Linked DNA regions of Homo sapiens: region 2 is linked to region 1. A link is a loop called in an ENCODE intact Hi-C map of the cell type or tissue named here. Cell type or tissue: K562. All regions are shown on one strand. Links, peaks and the distances in the headings refer to the core of each region. The heading gives the core; the rest is flanking DNA. Region 1 overlaps WFDC3 (WAP four-disulfide core domain 3). Region 2 has its middle 14 kb from the start of WFDC8.

Region 1 (8,336 bases), core at 270-8,269:
CTCCTGCCTCAGCCTCCCAAGGCTGGGATTTACAGGCGCCTGCCATCATACCTAGCTGATTTTTGTATTTTTAGTAGAGACAGTGTTTCACCATGTTGGCCAGGTCTGGTCTCGAGCTCCTGATCTCAGGTTATCCACCCACCTTGGCCTCCCAAAGTGCTGGGATTACAGGCATGAGCCACTGTGCCCGACCATAATTCCAGTTTTTTATAACAGGAGATACAAGGTTGACATCTGAATAATAAGAGCCTTCAGTGCCAGTTTGGATTGGATTGTCTGGGAAGCAAGGAGCTATTTAAGACTTTTGAGAGCAATATAGGCCAAGCTTTCCTAGGGTGGAGGGAAAACATTTCAGGTAGCTGAAGCCAGGAGGGCACAGCTGTGACTTGATGTTTCTTCTACTTGCAGAGATCCCGGTGCCCTAGCTGTGCTGATTTGTCTGGAGCTTCTTTGGTAATTCTGGAAGCTTTTCCTGGCAGTCAAGAGAGGGTGACATCCTGGGGCTTGTGACATTTCCAGGGGCACTCATGGCCCTCTCTGCTCTGCTTCTCCTCCTGCCGCTGACCAGAGCATGGGAAATAGCCCTGGATTGGGTAGTGGGTGTGTGGTGCTTCTCTTTCCCGATAAAGGCTGGTGCTGACCTCTTGTTTGTGCTATTTGAGGGCTCAGATGATATGGGAGAGCTAGAGGGTATGTGTGTGCCTGTGGGATTGTACGATTTACATATTTAGGACAGATGGGTAATCCATTCTTTGTGAGGACACTGAAAATGGGTTTTGGTTGGGTGTGGCTAGGGAAGAGATGGGTGGAAACTAAACTGAGAGTGACTTGCCATAGATGTCTTTCTCAAGCCCTGGTGGGGGTGGAGGTCAGTCTCTTTTAGACCTGCTGACCTTCTTTCTTTTATTGGAGAATGTGGGTTGAGGGTGGAAACTAAACTGAGAGTGACTTGCCATAGATGTCTTTCTCAAGCCCTGGTGGGGGTGGAGGTCAGTCTCTTTTAGACCTGCTGACCTTCTTTCTTTTATTGGAGAATGTGGGTTGAGGGTGGAACAAGGGTGAGTGGCTAGTTTTTTTTTTTTTTTGAGATGTAGTCTCACTCTGTTGCCCAGGCTGGAGTGCAGTGGCGCAATCTTGGCTCACTGCAACCTCTGCCTCTCAGGTTCAAGTGATTCTCCTGCCTCAGTCTCCCGAGTAGCTGGGACTACAGGCGCGCTACCATGCCTGACTAATTTTTGTATTTTTAGTAGAGACGGGGTTTCACCATGATGGCCAGGCTTATCTTGAACTCCTGACCTCAGGTGATCTGCCTGCCTTGGCCTCCCAAAGTGCTGGGATTACAGGCGTCAGCCACTGTGCCCAGCCGAGTGGCTAGTTTCTTATAGATGTTGGAATGTTCCCACCTTGGACCTCCTTCCTTGAGGGCCAGCCCTTGGCTCCAAGACAGGCAGTTTGTCCCCTCCAGGTAGCTTTATTTTAGGGAGGGGATATCCCTAGGTTCTTGGGACCAAGATAATTTTTTAAAGTTATGTTTTTTATTTATATGAAATGGATTATATTGTGTATCTTGGAGATCTTTCATGTCATCACGTATATTCTTTTAATAGAACTCTATGAAATGGGTAATTTATTTAACTAGTTATCTTTTTTTTTTTTTGAGACGAAATCTTGCTCTGTCGCCTAGGCTGGAGTGCAGTGGCACGATCTCCGCTCACTGCAACCTCCGCCTCCTGGGCTCAAGCAATTCTCTTACCTCAGCCTTCTGAGTAGCTGTGCCTTTGACTGTTTTAGTAGAAACCCTGTCTCTACTAAAAATACAAAAATTAGCCGGGTGTGGTGGTGTGATGATATAATGATTTTTAAAAAAACTATGTGCATGTATTCGAGTTTTTAAATAAACAACAAAATGATAAAACAGTGGAAGAGGGATCTGCCAAAATGTTCAGCAGCCCATCACACAGACACTGGCCCTTCCCAGTTCCCTGCAACATGATCCTGGAGTCATGGATGTTTCTGGGTTGGCCACTGCGAGGTTCATGCCAGCCACTCTTTTTCAGATCAGGCAACATTGACATGTCTACTGTACTGAAAAGAGATAAATGTTCTGAACCAGGTAGAAACCAGAATTTCACATGCCAGGATGAAAACAAGGGGGAGAAGGCACAGACACTCAGCAGTGGTCGGGTGCAGTGGCTCACGCCTGTAATCCCAACATTTTCGGAGGCCAAGGCAGGCAGATCACTTGAGGTCAGGAGTTCAAGACCAGCCTGACCAACATGGTGAAACCCCGTCTCTACTAAAAATACAAAAATTAGCCAGGCTTGGTGGTGCACGCCTGTAATCCCAGCTACTCAGGAGGCTGAGGCAGGAGAATTGCTTGAACCTGGGAGGTGGAAGTTCCAAGTGAGCCGAGATCCTGCCATTGCACTCCAGCCCGGGCGACAAGAGCGAAACTCCATCTCAAAAAAAAAAAAAAAAAAAAAAATCATCAGTATGGTAGAACTTTCAATGAAAAACAACAGTCTGGGAATCCTCTCATATTGCAGAATGATGTTCTGTCAGGGTGGAGAGTGGGACTGGAGAGACAGGTGTGAGCCCCAGGCACAGCTCAGGCTGAGCAATGGGAGAGCTGCTCCTTGCAGACCTTTCCTCCTCGTCTGGAGGCTCACCCTTTCCAGAGGGAGCTGCTGACCTGCTTACAGGTAGCAACGTCGAGAGAGATAGAGAGATAGATAGATGTATAGAGAGATAGAGATGGAGATGAGAGAGAGATAGAGATGAGAGAGAGTGCTGAAGGGTTAAATTTGAAAGCTGGCGGTTAAAGGCTGAGCTGGGGCCAAATTCCCACCCCCAGGTCTTTCTGGGCAGCTTTCTCTACTGTTGGACCCTGAACTAAAGAAGCCATTAGAACCTTTCCTTCCTCAGGGTTTAAGTCCATTTCAGCCTTGGTCCTGGGGTGGAAATGACCCAGGAGCAGGTCTCAGTGGACCGTGATCCTACTCTCTCACCTTGCACCCCGAAATTAGCCTCTGACCAGGTTGAAAAGCCACCCTTCTCCCCCGCCCTGCTCCTCAGCTTCCTCATCGTGGGCAGGAATGTCTGGGGCTCCAGTGTAGGCTGAGAAAGACTTGTTCTTTGACCAGAACCACGCAGCTCCTCCCTTCTCCACCCTGCTTCTTGACCATCTGGTTGTAGAAATCTCAGACTCCATATGTGCCCTTGGCCCCAGCAATACCATGGGCCCCTGCAGCCTCCACTGCTCCCGTGGGGGCATGATGTTATTGGTAAGGCGTGTAAGTGGGGTGAGGAAGGCAGGAGGCCCAGAGCGTATCCTGGCAGTGGGTTGCTCTTGAGTTGGGAGAGGTGTCTTTCCTTTCATATACAAGTTAAGCCTTCTCCTCAAGGGATTGTGTGGAGAAGCCCAGCTTCCCACAGATTCAGCAATATAAACAAAGAAGAGGCCATGTGACTGGAAAGAATTCTTTGCTGGGTGCTTCATGCTCTGCCCACCAGAGGGCAGCAGAGGTCTGTCATAGACCATTTCCAGGCAAGAGACTCAAAAGGGCAAAAGGGCATTCTAAAAGATAAAGTGAAAGCTTGCTATCAGCTGTCTAAGCTCCTGGATCCCGACTGAACTGCACTTAATAAATTAAGACCTAACATTATGCCCTCTGTTTTCATATGATGTGGCATGCTGCTTCATTTCTGGTAACATTGATATGGGGGACATTACCCACTATGTCGTATTAGTGTTTCTTGTACAAAGCCACAGGGTCAAATTCCCTGTGGAGCTCAAGATCAAGAAAAAGTTTCTCCCTCTGAGTTAGTGTGAGAATGGGCAGGGAAATAACTTACTGGGCATCGTCTGTCTTTCCAGACTCTGTGGTAGGGGCTTTCTAGAGCTGATGTTTCCATCTTCGCATTGGCTACCAGGGTGCCAAGAGCTCAGGTTTCGGAGTAAGGCCTGGGTCTGAATCTATAATCTTGTGCTGCTTATCAGCTTTGTGTGTATAATAACATTACCACACTGCCTACCTCATAGAATTGGTGTGAAGAGTCCATTATAAAGAAAGCACTGGCCAGGTGCAGTGGCTCACACCTGTAATCCCAGCACTTTGGGAGGCCGAGGTGGGTCGACCACCTGAGGCCAGGAGTTTGAGACCACCCTGGCCAACATGGTGAAACCTCGTCTCTACTAAAAATACAAAAATTAGCTGGGCATGGTGGTGGACGCCTGTAGTCCCAGCTACTCGGGAGGCTGAAGCAGGAGACTTGCTTGAACCCAGGATTTGGAGGCTGCAGTGAGCTGAGATCGTGCCACTGCACTCCAGCCTAGGCCACAGAGGGAGACTCCGTCTAAAAAAAAAAAGATTATAAAGAAAGCACTTAGCAGAGCCTGGCACAAAGCACACACTCAATAAATGTTAGCTGTTGTTATTCAGTTTCTCTGACAAAATCGATCCTTCTTGCCACCCTCTTTTATTACTTGTCCTCCCCCACCTTTTTTTTTTTTTTTTTTGAGACAGAGTCTGGCTCTGTCACCAGGCTGGAGTGCAGTGGTGCAATCTTGGCTCACTGCAACCTCCACCTTCCAGGTTCAAGCGATTCTCCTGCCTCAGCCTCCTGAGTAGGTGAGACTACAGGCGCCCACCACCACACCCAGCTAACTTTTGTAGTTTTAGTAGAAATGGGGTTTCACCATGTTGGCCAGGATGGTCTTGATCTCTTGATCTCATGATCTGCATGCCTTGGCCTCCCAAAGTGTTGGGATTACAGGTGTGAGCCACTGCGCCTGGATCCCCTACCTTTTTTCACTCTTGGTTTAAAGACTTTCATTTTCATGTAACTTGTTTTGTAGTATTTTATTTTCTGTTGTTGTTTTTTGTGACAGGGTCTCACTCTGTCTCCCAAGCTGGAGTGCAGTGGTGCAATCATGCTCACTGCAGCCTCGACCTCCCAGGTTCAAGTGATCCTCCTGCTTCAGCTCCCTAAGTAGCTGGGACTACAGATGCGCACCACCATGCCCAGCTAATTTTTGTATTTTTTGTAGAGACAGGGTTTCACCAAGTTGGCCAGGCTGGTCTCGAACTCCTGGCCTCAAATGATCCACCTGCCTTGGCCTCTCAAAGTGCTGGGGTTACAGGCGTGAGCCACTGCACCTGGCTGTTTTATAGTATTAAGTTCCTCCTTGAGTCTTGTTTGGAAGCAGGTGAGGGCAAAGGTAAATGAGAGGTAAGTTCCAGTAGAATACTTGGGCAGAAAGAAGCATCCAGAGCAGCACTCTTTCACAGAAACATAATGCAAGCCATGTATGTAATTTCAAGTTTTTTAGTAGCCACATTAAAAAACTAAACAGTGGTCTGGGCACAGTGGCTCATGCCTGTAATCTCAGCACTTTGGGAGACTGAGGTGGGAGGACTGCTTGAGCTCAGGAGTTCAAGACCAGCCTGAGCAACATAGCAAAATCTTGTCTCTACTTAAAAAAAAAAAAAAAAAGTCAGTCAGGTGTAGTGACATGTGCTTATAGTCCCAGCTACTTGGGAGGCTGAGGTGGGAGGATCACTGGAGCTCAGGAGATTGAGGCTGCAGGGGGCTATGATTGTGCCACTGCACTCTGGCCTGGGCAACAGAGCAAGACCCCGTCTCAAAAAAAAAAAAACCCTAAAAAGTTTGATGGTTTCTCAATAAGTTAAATGTGGAATTACCATATGACCCAGCAATTTCACTCTTAGGTATATACCCAAAAGAACTAAAAACAGGTATCCAATGGCCAAGTGTGATGGCTCACACCTGTAACCCCAGTACTTTGGGAAGCTGGGGTGGAAGGATCGCTTGAGAACATGAGTTTAACACCAGCCTGGGCAACATAGTGAGACCCTTGTCTCTACAGAAAAATTAAAAAAATAACCAGGGTGTGGTGGCATCATAACTGTAGTTCTAGCTACTCAAGAGGCTGAGGTGGGAGGATTAGTTGAGCCCAGGAATACAAGGCTGCAGTGAGCTAAGAAGGTGCCACTGCACTCCTGCCTAGGTGACAGACCCTATCTCTGAAAAAACAAAAAACAAAAAACAAAAAACCCAAACCAAAACCAAACAAACAAAACCCCTAGATGTTCAAGCAAAAACTTGTGAACAAATGTTCATAGAAATAGAAACAGGTGGACAATAGCCAACAGGTGGAAGCAACTCAAATATCTATCAACTGGTGAATGGAGAGACAAAATGTGGTATATCAATACAATGAAATATTAATTCAGCCATAAAAAGGAATGAAGTACCAATACATTCTATAACATGAATGGACCTTGAAAACATGCTAAGTGACAGAAGCCAGTCACAAAAGGCCATATAATTCCATTTATATGGAACATCTAGAATAGGCAAATTCGTAGAGACAGAAGTACATTAGTGGTTGCCAGGGGCTGGTTTTAGATCCTTGCACGGGCTGGTCAATGTGCAGATTCCCCAATCCCATTCCAGATATTTTGATTCAGTAGGTCAAAGATGGGTTGGGCCAAGGGAACTGCTTGTTTATGTGTTTATTCAGAGCAATATTTAAAAAAAGCCCTCAGGGAATTCTAATGTGTGGTCTGGTTTGGGGATCTCTGAATTAGAAGTTCATGAAAGTCCCATCAGCAGCTCTAAGAATCTGTAGCCCAATTCAGTAATTTTTTTTTTTTTTTTTGAGACAGAGACTTGTCGCCCAGGCTGGAGTGCAATGGTGTGCTCTTGGCTCATTGCAACCTCTGCTCCCTGGGTTCAAGCAATTCTCCAGCCTTGGCCTCACAAGTAGCTGGGATTACACCCACCATTAGCCACCACGCCCAGCTAATTTTTGTATTTTTAGTAGAGACAGGGTTTCACCATGTTGGCCAGGCTGGTCTCGAACGCCTGACCTTAAATGATCCACCAGCCTCGGCCTCCCAAAGTGCTGGGATTACAGGCGTGAGCCACTGTGCCTGGCCCAATTTAGTAATATTATTAATGATCATTCTTCCTTTACCTTTCTCTTGTTTTTCTTTTTCAGCTTTCCTGCAATTTCTGAGCTGTCTATATGCTTAGGATCACAAGTCTTTTTTGTTATTCTTTTTCTCCTCCTCACCTTCCTCCTTCTCCTTTTTATTTTTTAATTTGTTGTTGTTGTTTTTAAAATAGGATGCATAAACATTATTGCGATATTTAAACAGTACAGAAAAGTTCAAAGAAGTGTGAATGATGTAAAAGAATATTTATGTACACTGAAGAAGCAATGAAAAAAATTGCTATCTGAAAGATGATTGAAGAGGTTTTATTTTTTTCCTTTCAACTTGTATTTTACTTTAAAGGGATTCATATGCAGGTTTGTTACACGCACTAATTGTGTGTCTTGGGGATTTGGTGTACAGAAAATTTTGTCACCCAGGTAATCAGCATAATATCAGATAGGTAGTTTTTCAATCTTCACTCTCCTATTGCCCTCCACCCTAAGTAGGCCCCAGCGTTTATCATTCCCTGGTGATGACATTTGAAACCATCAAGATCGCTAATGCACCAAAAAAAAAAAAAAAAAAATTCAAAGAAGATCTCCCTACCCATAGGTGACCATTGTTAACATGCTTGTGAAGGTCCTTCCAGACTTGCTTTATGCATATATGCAAATGTCGATATAGGTAGAATCATCCTGTAATAGGCTTTTGTCATTCAACAATATAATAGATAGATATGATTTTTAATTGTTAAGGTATTCAATGTTTAAATATTTACTTATTTATTAATTTAACATGGCTCTGGAACTCTGTAGCTATTGCTTGCCCTGTTTTCCATGATCTTTGCCAAATGGCTTCAAACGCTTTTACATTCTTTCTTTTTTTTTTTCTGAGACAGGGTCTTACTCTGTCACCCAGGCTGGAGTGCAGTGGCTCAAACACGGCCCACTGCTGCCTCGACTTCCTGGGCTCAAGCAATCCTTCTACCTCAGCCTCCGAAGTAGCTGGGACCACAGGCATGCACCACCACACCTGGCTATTTTTTTCAGTTTTTGTAGAGATGGGGTCTCGCTATGTTTCCCAGGCTAAGGTTTTTACTTTCAATCTTAGTTTGGTTAAACCAGCAGGTGTATTCGATGACAAAGCCTCCATTCCTTCTGCAACACTTTTCGGCTTGCAGATAGATTGCTATTTCTTGATATATATATCAAGAAATATATATATGTATTCTTGGTTTTAATTTTTAGGTTCTTCCATTGTGCTGTACTTCATTGTATAGGTTACATCTTTCCATGTTCAATACTTTCCCAGTTTTAATATTTTTTTCCTTTAAACATAGGCTTCTCATTCCAGTACTCTCTCACCTGAGGC
Region 2 (8,336 bases), core at 282-8,281, 180 kb after region 1:
AGGAGGCTGAGGCGGGCAGACCACCTGAGGCCAGGAGTTCGAGACCAGCCTGACCAATATGGTGAAACCTCATCTTTACTAAAATACAAAAAGTAGCCAGGCGTGGTAGTGCATGCTTGTAATCCCAGCTACTTGGGAGGCTGAGGCAAGACAATCACTTGAACCTGGGAGGCGGAAGTTGCAGTGAGCGGAGATTGCGACACTGCACTCCAGCCTGGGTGGCAGCACGAGACTCCGTCTCAAAAAAAAAAAAAAAAAAAAAAAAAGAAGGAATTGGGACACTTTTGAGTGTATATATATTTTTATCCTGGAGAAAATAGACCCAGCCCAGGCTCTCTCTGGACCCTGACAGAGAGGGAAGAAGAGAAGGAATGAAATCCTGTTTTCCTACTTTGACATCATGTGCTCTGCCTGGTCCCCAGTTCTGACATCACACTGGACTGTGAACTTGGTGTTCAATTTGGAATTTCTGTACTTTCTTTTTTCCTTTTGCTCCCTCTTATAATGGATATAAAAGGTCTGGATTCTTTTCTGGAGTCTAGAATTTCCCCATAGGTTCTTGCTCTGTCTCAAGTCAGAGGATCTCTTCTATTTTCACATAGTGCCCTGAAGAGTCTTTTTAAGTCTAGGAGCCCTCCATCTGCAGTACTGTGGATTTTATCAGGAGCATTCCCCAGGGGGGGAAATATCTGTTTTGACTTCTGTGGGAACACAGGAGTTTTTTTGTAATGGATAGATGAAGGTGGGGTGGGGTGTATCCCATGGGTATAGCAGGGGTAAGCAATAGATTTATTAGTTACAACTAACAACTATTGTTCCAAGCAACAAATATTATTAATAGTTGTTCAAAGAAACACTAATCTAGGCTGGTGTGTTTCAACCCAAATAAGCAGCAGCATGGCACCTGTCTCCTGGAACTATTTTGTTCCTTGTCAGTCTGCTCCAGACACTCCTCCTTTGTGCTAAGTGCAGAGGCCAAGAATCCAGAGCATCACTCCATGCCCTATTCCTACCCTCACTCGGATCAACCTCTGCCTTATTGCTTTTGCTACCTGGGACACTGCATCATCGGAACATCACTAATGTCCCATCTGCATGGTTTGTGCCCAAACCAAGAGGAGAACAGATCAGCAGTATCTCAGATATGAGACATCCAGTGATGCTGTTGCATCAACAGAATAGTTAGGGAGCTGATCTCTGTGCCTAGGCCCTGCTGCTGGGTTTCATGCCAAGCAAAGGCAATGTTGCTTGTGTCAACAGGGACAAAATGAGAAGGGCTTTCAGAAGTCCCCCCTAACTAAGGACAATTTTCCATTATCTGAATGCCCCACAATTAAAGCTTTATTCATTAGGGTTAATTTATTTATTTTTGAGACGGAGTCTCACTCTGTCGTCCAGGCTGGAGTGCAGTGGCACGATCTCAGCTCACTGCAACCTCTACCTCCCAGGTTCAGGCAATTCTCATGCCTCAGCCTCCCAAGTAGCTGGGATTACACGTGCATGCCACCATGTCTGGCTAATTTTTGTATATTTAGTAGAGATGGGGTTTCGCCATGTTAGCCAGGTTGGTCTTCAACTCCTCACCTCAAGTGATCTGCCTGCCTTGGCCTCCCAAAGTGCTGGTTGGGGCCTCCCAGTGGGAATCTCAGTATCCCCAGCCAGGGGTTTATGGATGGGGCACTGATAACCCTGAGAGGACCTCCTAGGAGGAGGGACAGCTGTGGTATTGTGGATCAATGATCTGTCTTTTCTGCCTACTGGCTCTGGAGAGTCAGGGCAGCCCAGATGAGGGTGATTCCCCCAGTGTGGCACACCCTTCAAGGGGCAGAAACTCTGCTTATTTAAGCAGGTCTCTGACCCTGCTCCTGCTGACTAAGTGAGACCTCTCAACAGGAGTCTCCACACACCTCATGCAGGAGTGTTTCAGCTGGCGTCAGGCCAGTGCCCCTCTAAGACAGAGCTCTCAGAGGAAGGAGCAGCTTGGCATCTTTGCTGGTCTGCAGCCTCCACTGGTGATAACTCCAGGGATGGGAGGGACCCAGGCAAATAGGAACTGGAGTGGACCACAAGCAAACTGCAGCAGCCCTGCAGAAGAGGAGCCTGACTGCTAAAATAAAAGCAAACAGAATGCAACAGCATCAATGAAAAAGGCACCATAAAAAACTCCATTCAAATGTCAGCAGCCTCAAAGATCAAAGGTAGATAAACCCATGAAGATGAGAAAAAATGCTGAAAACTCAAAAAGCCAGAGTGCCTCTTCTCCTTCAGAGAGTTGCAACACCTCTCTAGCAAGGGCACAGAAATGGGCTGAGACTGAGATGGATGAATTGACAGAAGTAGGCTTAGGAAGATGGGTAATAAAGAACTTCACCAAGCTAAAGGATTATGTTCTAACTCACAGCAAAGAAGCTAAGAACTATGATAAAACATCACAGGTGCTGTTAATCAGAATCACCACTTTAGAGAGGAACATAAATGATCTGATGGAGCTGAAAAACACAACATGAGAACTTCATAATGCAAACACAAGTATCAATAGCTGAATAGACCAAGTGGAAGAAAGGATATCAGAGCTTGAAGACTATCTTGCTGAAATAAGGCAGGCAGACAAGATTAGAGAAAAAAAGAATGAAAAGGAATGAACAAAACCTCCAAGAACTATGGGACTATGTTAAAAGACTGAACCTAGAAATGATGGGGTACCTGAAAGAGACTGGGAGAATGAAACCAAGTAGGAAAATACACTTCAGTGTATCATCCAGGAAAACTCACCCAACCTAGCAAGACAGGCCAACATTCAAACTCAGGAAATCCAGAGAACCCCAGTAAAATACTCCATGAGAAGATCAGCCCTGACACATAATCATCAGATTCTACAAGGTCAAAATGAAAAAAAAAATGTTAAGGGCAGCCAGAGAGAAGGACCAGGTTACCTGTAAAGGGAAGCCCATCAGACTAACAGCAGACATCTCAGCAGAAACCCTACAAGCCAGAAGAGATCGGGGGCCAATTTTAAACACCCTTAAAGCAAATAATTTCCAACCTAGAATTTAATATTTGGCCCAGCTGAGCTTCCTAAGTGAAGGAGAAATAAAATCTTTTTCAGACAGCAAATGCTGAGGGAATTTGTCACCACCAGGTCTGCCTTCCAAGAGCTTCTGAAGGAAGCACTAAACATGGAAGGAAAAACCAATACCAGCCGCTACAAAAAACACACTGAAACACACAGATGAGTGACACTATGAAGCAAATGCATAAACAGGTCTGCAAAATAACCAACAGGCATCATGATATCAGGATACAATTCACACATAACAATATTAACTTTAAATGTAAATGGGTTAAATGCCCCCAATTTAAGGACACAGAGTGGCAAGCCAGATAGAGTCAAAATCCACCTGTGTGCTGTATTCAAGAGACTCATTATAATAAAAAAGAAAATAATCAAAATCCCAAAAATAAAAATACAATGATAAAAATAAAATAATCAGTGTATGCTATTTAGAGAAGCCTGGACCCAGCTGAAGAGAGGTTGATCAAACTGAAAGATAAGTTAGCAGAACATATCCAGACTAAAACAGGGAGAGGAAAATAATACTAGAAAGTATAGAAAAGAATGAATGTGACATATAGCATATAGTGAGAGAACTAACATATGTGTAATTGGAGATGCAGAAGGAGAAGAAAGACAGAATAGAGCAAAGAAAGGGAAAATGGCTGAGAATTTGGTAAACTGATATAAGACATCAAGCTACATATTAAAGAAGCCGCCTGAGACCAGTGAACACCTAGGCACATCACAGTAAAACCATATGTAGGTATATCTGTTTTAATTTTACTTGAAGCCAAAGCAAAGAGAAAAATCTTAAAATCTGACAGAAAAAAAGACATGCCTTTTTAAGAATAACAGTAATACTGATAGCTGTCTTCCCAATGGAAATAATGAAAGGGAGAAGACAATGGAATGATATCTTCAACTTGCTGATGGAAAATAATGCTAACCTAGAATTCTATACCTAAGAAAAAAATCTTTCAAAAATAAGACCAGAACTAAGGTATTTTCAGAGAAAGACTGAGAAAATTCATCACCAGCACTTTCACATGGAAAGAAATATCAGGCCAGGCACAGTGGCTCACACCTGCAATCCCAGCACTTTGGGAGGCCAAGGAGGGTGTATCACTTGAGGTCAGGAGTTCAAGACCAGCCTGGCCAACATGGTGAAACCTCGTCTCTACTAAAAATACAAAAATTAGCTAGGTGTGGTGGCACATGCTTGTAGTCCCAGCTACATGGGAGGATGAGGCAGGAGAATTGCTTGAACCCAGGAGATGGAGGTTGCAGTGAGCCAGGATCACGCCACTGCTCTCCAGCCTGGGTGAGTGAGACTCTATCTCAAAAAAAAAAAAAAAGAAAAGAAAAGAAATGAAATATCAGAGATTTATGCAGGCAAATGATGAACAAGAAAATGGAAGAAGGAATGAAGAAAAACAGAAAGGGAAAATATGTGGGTAAATCTAATCTGTGGTTCCCAAGTCAGGACAATTGTGCCCACTAGGGGACATTTGGCAATGTTTGAAGACATTTTTAATTGTCACAACTTGGGGGTTGGTGCTACTGACATCTAGTGGATAGAGACCAAGGATGCTGCTAAACATCCGTAATGCGTGGAACAGCCTTTTACAACAAATAATTATATGGCCCAAAACATCAACAGGGCCAAAACCGAGATATCTTTATTTAAGTTACTATTGATTATACAGTCAATAGTAATTTCCATGGAATTTAGATTTATGTAGAATTATGGTACATTAAAAAAAAACACAAAAGATGTGAGTACTTGGAGGTAAAATGTTTGAAAATTTTTGCATTGCCTGGGATGCAAATTTTATTTTATACCCTAATAAGTCCAAGATGAATTTTGTAATGTAAGAGAATAACTAACTAACAAGTCAATGAGGGGGGCAGTGTTAATGAAATTATAGGAAAAAAGCTTGATTAATCCAAAGTGCAAGAAGGATAAAAAGAAAAATAGAACAGCTGTTGGACAATAGAAATTGCATAGTAATTGGTTGATACAAACCCAAATATATCATTTATTGCATTAAATACAAACAGACCTAATATTACAAATAAAAGACAAAGACTGTCAGAGTGAATAAACAAAACGAATGCAGCTTAAGACATCTATCTTAAATATAAGGTTTGAAAGATCTACCTTAAGGTTTGAAAGTTGAAGGATGTAAGCAAGTATACTATGCAAATGCTAACAAAAGACTGTGAGTATGAATATGTTAATATCAGACAAAGTAGCCTTTAAAGCAAGAAGCATTATTAAAGATAAAACTGGACATTTCATGATGATGAAATTGTCAATCCACCACAAACAAATAGTAGTTTGAAATGTGATTTATCTAGTAATACGGCATCAAATATATTAAGCAAAAATTGGCAGAACAAAAAAAAAGAAATAAAAATCACAGTGGAAGTTAGAAGGAAGAAAATAATAAAAAGAAAAAAGTGAATGAAGTAAAAACATACATTAAAGTATATATTTAAATCTGTAAGTTACACTATAGATTTAAATGTCAAAAATATAACGTAAGATGCTAGAAGATAACACAGAAGAATATCTTCATAACTTTGGGGCAGGAAATCCTTCTTAAATGGGAAACAAAAATACTAACCATAGGGGAAAAGATGGATAAATTGAACTACATTAAAATAATAATTTCTGTTTATTAAAAAATAAAAGAGAGTGAAAAAGCAAATTACAGAGTGAGAGAAGATATTTGTAATATACATATTTATCAAGGGACTCATATCCAGGGTATATAAGAATGTGTAATAAATAAGAAAAGGGCATAAAATTGAAAAATGAGCAAAAAGATTCAACCAGCCAATTTATAAAAGACAATATCCAAATGTTCAATAAAAGGTAATAAAAAGGTGCCCAACTTGATTAGTTATCAGGAAAATGCAAATTCAAATCACAAAACACACACATAACAGAAGGGCTAAAATGAAAAAGATTTTTTAAGGCAGGGCGCGGTGGCTCATGCCTGTAATCCCAGCACTTTGGGAGGCCGAGGCGGGTGCACCACGAGGTCAGGAGATCGAGACCATCCTGGCTAACACGGTGAAACCCTGTCTCTACTAAAAATACAAAAAATTAGCCAGGTGTGGTGGTGGGTGCCTGTAGTCCCAGCTACTTGGGAGGCTGAGGCAGGAGAATGGCGTGAACCCGGGAGGTGGAGCTTGCAGTGAGCCAAGATCACGCCACTGCACTCCAGCCTGGGCAACAAAGCAAGACTCCATCTAAAAAAAAAAAAAAAGTTTTTAAGAAACCTAAATGTTGCAGAAAAATCAGCATCACTGGAAGTCTCATATTCTGCTGATGAGAATGTATACTGATATAACCAATTTGGAAAACTGTTTGGCAGATCTCCTAAAACTGAACATATGCATATCCTATGACCCAAAAATTCCACTTCTAGGTATATACCCAACAGGAATATCTATATGTATGCCCAGTGCCATATATAAAAGTGGTCATAGAAACATTCATAAGACTCTAACTTGGATACAATCCAAATATCTATCAAAAGTGGAATGGATTAAATATTATATTCATTCAATGGAATATTATATAACAATGAAATTGAATGAACAACATCCACAATATAGACGGACTTTCCAAACATGATGTTGAGCAAAAGAAGCCAGACACAAAATAATACACACTGTATTATTCCATTTATATAAAGTTTAAAATAGGCAAGTCTAATTGATGGTGATAAAATTTAAAATAGCGATGACCTTTTCTTGGATGAGAGAAGAGGAATATTATCTGATGATCTCTTTCTTAATCTGGGTGGTGTCTAGATGGGTATGTATGTAGTAAAAATCCACTAATGATTTATGCACTTGTGTGCAGTATACATAAAGAAAACAGTACTTGCTCCCAAAATCATTTTATAGAAAATAAATTATTTCTGCAATATTTGATTAAATGAAAAAAGTTAGAAACAGCATGTATAATCTGAGGCATATTTGATGAAAAACACATATATATAGATTATATATGAGTAGAGGTAAAGATTAGATATAAATTCAGATGATATATGTATTGATACAGTAAAAAAATCTGGACACGTAGTAAATTATCAACAGTTATTATCTCTAGGTAAGGAATAACTACTATCTCATTACTTCTCTTTGTTCTTTTCTGTTTTTCAAATGTATATTTTTCAAATTTCAAAAATTAAAAAAAAGTGTGGAGAATTTATTTCTGCAATGAGAGGTGTATGAGCTATAAGAAAAAGGAAGTACTTTGTGAGAAGCCAGTGCCCACCCAGGGAGTGATGGCCAGAGGAGTGGAGGAGGCAGAACCAGATAAGGTAGTGAGAGTCGAGTCACACATTCTCCAAACTCCTCATCTGGAACCCTTTTCTACCCCCAGCAGAGCCTGGTAAAATCCTGAGTCTCCTGCCAGCTTTACTCAGATGTCCAAATTGCTGATACTCCTTGGCATTGTGGTTCTGCCAGTGTCAGGAGAATGGAAAGAAAGAGTTTTTTCCTGTAATGGAATTTTCAGATTACTGTATGTATTCTGGCTGGGCTTCAAAATGAAGAGTGGGTGGAAAACAAAAAGACTTTTACAGTCCTATTGCAGAGAGGTGCCAGGGGCTGGCAACATAAAAACACAGCTTTTTAAAAAAGTCAGAATCCCTGAAGAAAACTAAATGTTTAATTCTCAGGCTTGAGGATCTCCTGATGCTGCAAGTAATGCAATGTTTTTATCTGTGTTTGGGGGACAGTGGTGGCCTCACTGAGTTTTTGTCTAGGAGGACACTTACCAAGGAAGAGCTCCACCAGGTTCAGAGCCTGCATGGAGGGTTCCTAGCTCATAAACTGAGGAGGACATAAACTTAGGAGTTTATGTCCTCAGTTAAGAGTTCCAAAGAGGAACACCAAATTGGGAAAGGACTACTAATTATTTCTTGAAACATGCCCTTTTATTAGGATTGAGTATTTCAAAACATTGGGCATAAAAAGGAGAAATAAAATGCATGCTTGATGGAGAGAAGTTTGGAGCCACTGGGATAACAAAAGTGAAATCTTCAGAAGAATTGAAGGTAAGGTGGTGAGTAGATATTGCATGATGAATATGGGTAGGGAAGAGCTGAGTCTTTCAGGGCCATTTCAGCCAGAAGTGGAGAGGTGAAGGTGGAAGGAAAGTTTTTTCCCTACTTTGAGATTCAATTCTTCCCATCCTGTAAAATGGGGGACTAGAAAGTGCCTCAGAACTAGTTGCTCTAAGAATTGAACTCAGGTT

Evidence for each region. Peaks named below come from ENCODE experiments on the same cell type or tissue, not always from the same donor. Only the 100,000 strongest peaks of a DNase experiment are listed, where the experiment ranks them.
Region 2: it touches region 1 in a loop (11-fold over the local background); 24 of 110 quality-filtered maps call a loop at or near these places.

The regions. Positions count from the first base shown.
Region 1 is chr20:45,766,517-45,774,852 of GRCh38, reverse strand. It overlaps WFDC3 (WAP four-disulfide core domain 3), which reads left to right. Exons shown (of 7, transcript NM_080614.2): 7 at 409-640. The coding sequence ends at 425. It overlaps LOC124904915 (a long non-coding RNA gene), which reads right to left. Exons shown (of 2, transcript XR_007067610.1): 2 at 7,273-8,336. Among named protein-coding and RNA genes, the nearest start is that of WFDC3, 21 kb to the left of the region's middle. RefSeq lists enhancers at 2,600-3,192, 3,193-3,786, 8,256-8,336. In K562, for the core only: a CTCF peak has its summit at 3,510 (motif pointing right); a DNase peak (open chromatin) is centred at 3,512; H3K27me3 peaks cover 520 bases.
Region 2 is chr20:45,589,024-45,597,359 of GRCh38, reverse strand. No RefSeq gene overlaps it. Among named protein-coding and RNA genes, the nearest start is that of WFDC8, 14 kb to the right of the region's middle. In K562, for the core only: a CTCF peak has its summit at 4,592 (motif pointing left); a DNase peak (open chromatin) is centred at 4,559.